2 separate regions of the Homo sapiens genome follow, and region 2 is linked to region 1. The links are chromatin contacts, found by Hi-C or POLR2A ChIA-PET in ENCODE. All regions are on one chromosome and are shown on one strand. Each heading gives the region's core, a stretch centred on a gene start or an enhancer-like site at or near the end of the contact. The rest is flanking DNA. Distances are from core to core; before and after follow the strand shown.

Region 1 (4,558 bases), core at 573-3,072:
CTTTCACAGGAATTATTTTCAAACTTCAGCTTACTTACTTTAAGGGCATAGACTGTGTTTGATACTTATAATCACAATTCATGTTAAATAAAATGTGCCCCTGAAAAGTTACACCTAAACTGAATTTTTGTAAATAAAAAATTTAAATCACAAGGAAAACTTGCCAAAGGGAGAGTATGAAGCTAAATCTTTTGTAGAGAAAATCATCTTGTTTTGCAAAGTGAACAACTACTCTTTAAGTCCCAATCTTTATTTGTAGCTCAAGAGGCTGGTACAGTATTATGCATGATGCTCATTTAAAAAATACTGACAGGCTGGGCATGGTAGCTGGTAGCTCACACCTGTAATCCCAGCACTTTGGGAAGCCGAAGTGGGCGGATCACTCGAGGTCAGGAGTTTGAGACCAGCCTGGTCAACATGGTGAAACCCAGTCTCTACTAAAAATACAAAAGTTAGCCGGGCGTGGTGGCAGGCGCCTGTAGTCCCAGCCACTTGGGAGGCTGAGGCACAAGAATTGCTTGAAACTGGGAGGCGGAGGTTGCAGTGAGCTGAAATCGCGCCGCTGTACTCCAGCTTGGGTGACAGAGCAAGACCCATCTCAAAAAATAAATAAAAAATAAAAATAAAATACCATGAATTTGGAAGGATTTTGAAAGTTTTAGAGAGTTTTATAAGCTATTTTTAAGAGTGTAAAAAATGGATAATATATCCTTTATTAAGAACGGTTAACACCTGTTTTAGGTGATAAGAAAGGAGGTAAGATCTTAGGCACATTTGAAAAAAAAATAGGTAGCATTACTTAAAAGATAATCATATTGACTGTTTCCTCTCAGCAATAAGGAGAAAAGAGTGGATGGGAGCCTATTATTTAGACGGTGTAATCTTTCGGTTAGAATACGGATTCTGAAACCAGATTGTCTGGGCTCACATCCCTGTCTAGTGTGGTCTTAGGGAACTTACGCGACTCGACTGCACCTTAGTTTCCTCATACAAAACACGGAGAATACTAATATTATCTACTTAATGAGGTTGTTCTGAGGATTAAATAAAGTAATACATGAACTAGTACGTGAAAAGCACTCCGGTCAGCGATAGTCTTCAATCCTGGAGTTGAGCTCCAGGCTAGGCATAAAGAGGAAGATAAGAGGCAGGGAGTAGGCAACGTTTCATTCTTCCTCTCCGCACCCGCGGGAAGGAGGCACCGCTGTTTCTCCCAAGGCTCAGCGAGGAGGCCGGTAATTCGAAGTTGGATCCGAGGACTTTCCTTGGGACCCCTTTCCGCCGCACCACGCTGCCTTATGTCTGGTTGGGCCCTGAGGACACGAGGGCTCAGCCCCACGCCCCGACTAGGCGTTCCACCACTGAGACGTGGCCCCAGCTCCAGGAGGCATGCAGCCCGAGAGGCCGCCTTCACGCCCGGCCACGGCCACTGCCACTGCCAGGGGCTGGTGGCGATAGCGACAAAAAGCTTCCGGGAGGAACTGGTGCCTCCGCCCGACGCCCTTCCTTGCGGGCAAGCCGGGGGCTGACCGTTGTTCGTGACACCAATACTTATGCATGCCACTCAGTGCTGGGCGCCGGGGACTCTAATGAATCCAGACTCGGCCCAGATACCGTGTGCAGAGGGACCACTCGCCGCCCACAACTGATCCCTGTCACTGACGACCTTTGCTGGCCCAGAGCGGCGGGGTGGGAGGAGCTGAACCTCCCAACCCGGGTTCACCTCCAAAGCACCGCCCCTGCGGGGGCGTTCTCGGGTACGCCGTAAAGTAGAGAGTATACTTAACAACCCGCCTCTGTCTTTACGGCAGGCCGCATTCCATGCCTCCAATATGGCGTCCTCCACATAGGCAGTGGCTGTGGTTTCTACCCCGGGTGGCCGGGGGCAGTGCTGAGCTGGGACTGTTGTTTGCCCAGCCTGGGCTGCAGAAAGCAGCAGTTAAAGTTCGTTTCTGGTCACTGCTCCAGGAAGCCACCTTACTCTGAGGGTCAAGAATTGCCGCTTCCTTTTAGTTACTGTAAGTTCCTCCTCTGCCCCTGGTTTGTTTCCCGCGGCACTTCTGGATACCCCCAGGTCCCAGACCCTTCCAGACTCAAACCATGAACTTTCGGCAGCTGCTGTTGCACTTGCCACGTTATCTTGGAGCCTCGGGTTCCCCGCGTCGCCTGTGGTGGTCCCCGTCCCTCGACACCATCTCCTCGGTGGGCTCTTGGCGTGGTCGGTCCTCCAAGTCCCCGGCCCACTGGAATCAGGTAGTGTCAGAGGCGGAGAAGATCGTGGGGTACCCCACGTCCTTCATGAGCCTTCGCTGCCTGCTGAGCGACGAGCTCAGCAACATCGCTATGCAGGTGCGGAAGCTGGTGGGCACTCAGCACCCTCTGCTTACCACAGCCAGGTGAGCTACCCCTCTCCCGCTGACACACTCGCACTCATTGGAATACTTTTTTTTCTGGCGGGCATACGCATTCTAGCTCTCTCAGACTGGCTCCTGATTTATCTCTTTTTAGTCCTTCCTTTTTACTCACTCCTCCTAGACATTCCGTGTTGTCTCTTCTCTAGTCCACTTAACGTTCTTGCTCAGCTGAGTGCATAAGTGGTTTTCTTTGAAACACTTGTATGCTTTCCTCGATTTTGCTTCTTAATTGTTGAGGATGAAGATGCCTCAGTGATTTGTGGAGAAATCGAGCGGAGATGTAGGTTTATTGAGTCACTTCCTAGAAATTTTTTTTTTTTTTAATGGGATAGATTAATTTTCTGTCCCGCACTGTTCAGGGGGTCACCTCCAGAAAGTAGGCAAGGAGAGAGAGAGAGGCTGAAGGTAGATAATTCTTTCCAACGAATGTCTTGGGGTTGAAGTAGGAATTTATCCCGTTAGTAGTCATTATCTTCTTGGGATGTTTATCACTTATGCTGTACTACTGCTGTGAAACCTGCCTTTAGGATTTATAAAAGTTTTTTTTTTTTTTTTTTTTGAGACGGAGTCTCGCTTTGTCGCCCAGGCGGGAGTAGCTGGGACTACAGGTGCCCGCCACCACGTCCGGCTAATTTTGTTTTTGTATTTTTAGTAGATACGGGGTTTCACCGTGTTAGCCAGGATCGTCTCAATCTCCTGACCTCGTGATCCACCCGCCTCGGCCTCCCAAAGTGCTGGGATTACAGGCGTGAGCCACCGTGCCCGGCCAAAAGTTTTTTTTTTTTCTTCCACTTAAACCCCACACCTGAATTGTAATTAGTTTAAACATACAGCGAAGTTACAAAAATAATATAGTTCAAAGAACACACTTGCATACTCTTTAATCAGATCCACCTGCTACGTAGATATGTCTATATATGTCAATATATACATTAAATACATATACACACAGATATATATACTATTCACGTGTATATATCTTTCTATATATTTTTTTCTGAATCATTTGATGGTAGATTGCATACATCACGATCCTTTTCCCCTAAATACTTCAGTATGTATTTCCTAAGCATAGCAGTAATCTCCTACGTAAGTACGCTACAGTTACCAACTTAGGTATATTTAATATTGATACAATACTTTTATTTAATCTACCATTTAATTTCAATTTTGTTAATTGGCCTAATAATGTTCTTTATAGCATTCTTTACCCTCCAGGACAGGATTCAGTCCAGGATCAAGTATTGCGTTTAGTTGTTATATCTCTTTCATCTTCTTCAATTAGGAACATTTTCATATCTCTTCTTGGCTTTTATGACTAGAGCACTGGTTCTCAACTGGGGCAATTTTCCCCCCCTGAGGACATTTGGCATGTATGGAGACATTTTTGGTTGTCACGAATGGAGGCACATTACTGGCATTTAGTGGATAGAGGCCAGGGATGCTACCCTTCAATTCCCAGGACAGACCCACAAGAAATAATTAGGTGCTGCAAAATGTCAGTAGTGCCAAGGTGGAGAAATCCAGGACTAAAAGGACCTTTTTCTATTGTTGTTTTTAAAAGTAAACTTCTATTTTGAAGTAGTTTTAGATTTACATGCAGTTGGAAGAAATAACACAAATCTAATATACACCTAACCCTGTTTCTCCCAATGGTAACATCTTTTGAAACGATGGTGTAATATCATAAGCAGGGTATTTATGTTGATACAGTTAAGATAAAGAACATATTCAGCACTATAAGGATTCCTCATGTTGCTTTTTTAGCCACACTCACTTCCCTTACCCACCCCTTGCTTTAATTTTTCGAGGCACCTGTCATTTTCTTACTACAAAAGTTATCAAATAGTAATAATAAAGTGATTTTATTCCTTGGCATCGTTCCCAGTTATCAGGAATGTCACCTTATGATTAGCTGGAATGTTAGTTTTCCAGAGATTCTAGATGATACACACTCAAAACACATACACATATGTTTAAAGCTTAATGAAACGAATAAGCCTACTATTACCCAACTTAAGAATTGTAACTTTACCAGTCCTGTTGAAGCTAAATGTGTACTCCTCAGTCCATCTCCCTGACTCCCACTAAACTGTTTTTAAACACTTTTCCTTTTCAAAATTACCAGGGGTCCTGGTGTGGTG
Region 2 (4,610 bases), core at 230-2,729, 1.4 Mb after region 1:
GCCTCAGAAAAGTGTCACAAACAAGGAGAGGAAGAGGAAGGAGCTCTGTCTGCCTCTGAATGAAGCTAAAAATGGAAAGCGCGTGTGGTGCAGGAGCGGAACCCAGCCTGCCTTTTCCAAATGGGGAAGACCGAACTTTCCCACCAGCTCCCAACGCAAAACAACTTTCAAAACAACTGCCTCCTCCCTCTGCTGCGAGCTCTCTTTCATCCTCTCACATGGAAGACTGAAAAGGGTTGCATCCTGCCAGCATCACTGAGCTACGGCCTCTTAGAAATCACTTGGACCACAGGAAAAGAGGAGGAAAAATGGGTGAAGGGGAAAACAGCCTGCAGTGTCTTCTGACTTGCAAGCATCTCATACCAAATTGAAAAGGCAAAAACAAAACATAAAACCGTTTAATAAAATTCCCTGGAGAGAATTCCTTTAGGAGTCCTCAGCTACAAATAGCACTTTCCATTTAAATCTGAAAGTGTATGAATTCCCAGAAGTCACTGATGTACTACAGTTTACTGTAACTAAAGTTATAACAAATTTAGAAGACTTGGAGGACAAGCTCTGCTTCCACTTGTACATTGATGAGGATATTCCCCCAAAATCCTCCCTCACACTCAGAAAAAAACTGTTTTCCAAAGGCAAAAAAAGGTAAACAACTTCTGTAAGGGTTTTCTCATATAGACATGTTTGATAAAAATGAGGAATATGGGTATCATTTCCATGTAAGAATGTGTGTTTGTTCAAATGTAAACATAACATTCTGTGGAAGTCCTTCAAGGAGGTTTTTACATTCTTCCACTTCTCTAAATAGGATGCTCTTAAAAAAAAAAAAGTTGGATGCAAAGTTGTTTTTCCCTCAGTTATGATTTAAGCAAACCTGCTTATTTTTATTTAGTTCCAACATGTAGAGTCATGACGCCAAACACATGTTAAAAATAAAATAAAATAGAAAACTTCAGCCAACCCGGAATAGTTTGACGAGTGTGAGCTGGAACCACTACTGAAATTTCAATGAATTGGCAATTATGTCTAGAACTGAAAGGGTTAATGATTCATAAGGAAAGTCTCACAAATGTTTGACAGCACTAAGTGCACTAAAGCAGAAGCATGTTTCTACTGCGACATTAGCCAAAAAAAATTAATAATAATAACAATAAAGGAAAAGAAAATAAAGTTTTCAGATCAATTTCAGAATTAAAAAAAAAAAATTCAAGTTCCTTACCAAGGTCGTACCCACACGTTTTTCCAAGCAAATATCCAACATCTGAGAAAAGTCTCGTTCATCTCTACCCAGTCCACATTCTCCCCGCGTCCCCCGCCAGGCTGAGCCGCACAGACGCGCACCTCGGCGGTCCCTCCTCGCTTCGTCCGGCCGCCCGGGCGCCCGCGTCCCAGCTCCGGGCGGACAGGTGCCGCGGTCGCTGCTCTTGCCTCTCCGCAACACTGGAGGGCCGAGTGTCACGGCAGCACTTTGTCTGTGTTAACCGTCTGGCTTCCCCTCCCTGCTTAAGATTTCCTTAGCCACTCGGCTGCGCGAAGTGGGGGCGTGGCCAACGTGGCCAACACCACCTGGCCGAGCCCAGGGCTTTCCCCCAGATTGCTAGCACAGCCGCCGAGAGCTTCCTCTCTTCGCATGTGTATTTCAACATTGACTTGGAATCTTCTTACTTCCCTTTGAAGGCACTTAACCTCAACGCTTACTTGGGCTCTATTGTATTCTAAACACTCCAGATCGCCCTCCTTCCTGGCGCGGCAGAATTAGGGGGCGCACGTTCCTTAAATTAAGGAAACTTAAAATTTACCTACACAGTTTCTGATTTCTCAGCTCAAATCCCCAGGTACAAAAGACACAAATCTTACTTCAAAAGAGCAAGTTAAATTGTTTTTGCAGCTAGTGTAATACAGTGGAGCTGTCTGGTCCTCAAGCTGTTGTGTATGTAACGCACGTTTCCCCGCCCCCCGCCCCAAAAGTTGTAACATTCCGTTTCTCCTGCTAACGTTCAAACTTGGCAGAACTAACTTTCCTCTTTTAACTATTTAGTAAATAGGGAAATAGGCAAAAGTTATAATTCTACAGATTGTTTGTTTTCCTTTCCTCTCCTCCCAGAACCCACAGGCTGACTTCCCAGGAGTGTAAGTAAAATGTAGAGCATTAGTCGTTTCACAGTTCAGAGGAATATTGAACTGATCACTGCAAGTGGAAAGCGGTCGGAGGCAGTAATTAGTGGGGCTTATTCTGAGCCCCGGCCAGCTTTTCCTCCAGCCCAGTCAGTCCTCTGTTGAAGGAAGGACATCCTGTGATGATGGCATACAATGTCCTGTTTGTTTATTATTAAGAGCGTGGACCTTGCATTCCTGCTTCTCATTACAAAACAAACCAGATGCTTTACTTCCTTCAATGGTCTTGTGCCTTCAGCAAGGAATCCTTTAATTCAGAGAAACAATGTTTATAGCAAACACCCCATTTCAATTATTATTTAGATCATTGAAATCCAGGTCTTCCATTTTTCCTGCTTGCCTTACCATAGGTAGGTTTTTTTAAAATCATTTCTCCTTCGACCTGCAATGTCTTTTCTAACATTTTAAATACACGTGTGCACACACATCCACCCACACACACACCCACATACACACACCCAGTTCCAACCTAATGATACCAACTTAGTCATACAATGAAATGGACATCTGAGTATTTGTTTACAGGAAGAAATGAAACAAAGCAAAACAAAAGCCCAACTCAATCCTAAAAAATATGTCTGTTTATCTTTAAAATTTCTTTTCTCACTTTTAGAAAACTTTTCTAGAATTTTTTTTAGGGGAGAGGGGGAGAGGCAAAAGATTATTTGCCAGGAAATGGTGTCTAAAGTCTTGCTGCAATCTCTCTCTCAGTACAGAACAATTAAATTCCCACTAGGGGACATGATTAGCACACACTCGCTGCTTGCTGCGTGGCCCACCTGTGATTGCATGTTATGCCAGAGGGGACGCTAGCACCAAGAGGAAGCAGGACTTTTAGAAGGCAGATCTGCTGGGGGTGGAAAACTGAATGAACAATTCCTAAGAGTCCTCAGAAAGCTCCAAGCTGATAATTAAACAAGAGAAATCCAGCCTGCTCAAGAGGGTTTATTAACTGATGCTGAGTCAGCACCACAATGGACAGAAAAACAATGTAGTCATACTGAAGGCTGGCCTGCTGTTCAAACAGTCTCACTTGCAGATGTTAAAGAGTATTTCACTTCCCTTTTAGAATCAAACTCTGTTCTTAGGCCACATACACCATCATGCAACTGCTGGTGAGTCAACCATGATAGAGTAAGGGAATAGGCAAAAAGTTTGATATTTGAGGTGGGAAGAAGGCTATTTTAAGCCAAATATTTGCTTTAATGACTGGAAGATGCCAGTGAATCAACTCACTGTTAATTAATATCAGCCTGCACTCACCTTCAGAGGTGGTGAAATGGGCTTGAGTCTAGGGAGGACGCAAACTTCAAATACCAGTGTGGGGCTTAGCCAGGCAACCCTAAAATTAGTTCCAGGTGTCCCAGCTGAGCTGGACAAGGCCACGGGTAGAACTTTAAGGAAAGTAAATTTTCAGACACAGAGTGTTGGAATGTAAAGTCCTTCACATGTTTGCTTCTTGTCTCAAAGTGATTGGGAAAAAAAAAACCTCCAAACCAACTTTTGACTATGATTATAGTAGTCAATGATGGATATCATCATTTAAAATGAAAGCTACCAAAAAGGAAGAAGAAATAAAAGAAAGGAAGCTTGCTCCATAATAGGAAAAAACATGTCCATATTGTAATATTTAGGTATTGTCCAGCACAAAACCATTAAGGGGGAATAAAAGGGACTGACCTCTGAACTTCACTCGGTCCTCCCAGAGGGCCTGAGCAGTGCACCTTTTTACTGCTGACTAAAGCTGGGAGACCCTGGCAGCAGTACAGCTGTGCAGAGAGAGCTATCAGAGGCTGCCACTGTCTGGAATCTTATGTCTCAAAGGGTTTGTTTCTAAGTAATAACTTGGTGCATTTTTAGTCACTATATTATTTCCCCCCAAGTTAGAACACCGAAAAGAACCTCAGTTATCTTTATTAATCAGCATTTCTCAGGCAGAGCTCTCACATTAAAAGTGTTCACAATGGCAGCAAATCATGAATGAGCCAAATAGTTCTGTTCTCAGAAATTCTCATCTATTCCCGTGGATGGCATCATCACAACAGTTCCATCAGCCAATTTTAATTCGGTTTCAGCTACTGGGCCAGTTTTTTTCCTCTCCCAGTTCCTGGGTGGATTGGGAATTGCAATGTTGGTGGCCAGATGACTCTATAGGGAAAGGACTATTGTAGAATGAAGGGAAATTGAGCACCAAATCTGGAGACCTGAACTCCACTTGGGGAAAAAAAATTTTTTTTTTCGAAAGGAACTTTTTTTTCCTAAGGTAAAAAAAAGGGATGAAATGTACCCAAGATGAAACATGTTTTCATTTTCTCATTCAACTCCTGCCATACCCAAACAAGGTCAATGACAGGCTAACCACATCAAGAGAATAACCCCCCCACCCTCTTCTTCCTACTCCCTACCACCCACCCACCCTCACCCCCCACACCCAT

Evidence for each region. Hi-C counts contacts between places; a loop is a spot of excess contacts on that map. ChIA-PET counts read pairs that join two places held with the same protein, here RNA polymerase II (POLR2A). Pooled maps may share reads with other maps.
Region 2: a loop to region 1 is called in a map of B cell, with 19 times the contacts of the local background. The contact joins the promoter of PRDM1 here to the promoter of PDSS2 in region 1. A Hi-C loop is called at or near these places in 1 of 168 maps with a recorded cell type or tissue (B cell) and 5 of 50 pooled maps. POLR2A ChIA-PET finds 5 or more read pairs at or near these places in 1 of 52 experiments (GM10248).

The regions. Positions count from the first base shown.
Region 1 is chr6:107,456,828-107,461,385 of GRCh38, reverse strand. It overlaps PDSS2 (decaprenyl diphosphate synthase subunit 2), which reads left to right and starts at 1,822. Exons shown (of 8, transcript NM_020381.4): 1 at 1,822-2,396. The coding sequence starts at 2,101. RefSeq lists enhancers at 860-1,781, 1,502-1,951.
Region 2 is chr6:106,083,205-106,087,814 of GRCh38, reverse strand. It overlaps PRDM1 (PR/SET domain 1), which reads right to left and starts at 1,479. Exons shown (of 7, transcript NM_001198.4): 1 at 1,220-1,479. The coding sequence starts at 1,261. RefSeq lists enhancers at 1,132-1,851, 3,029-3,098.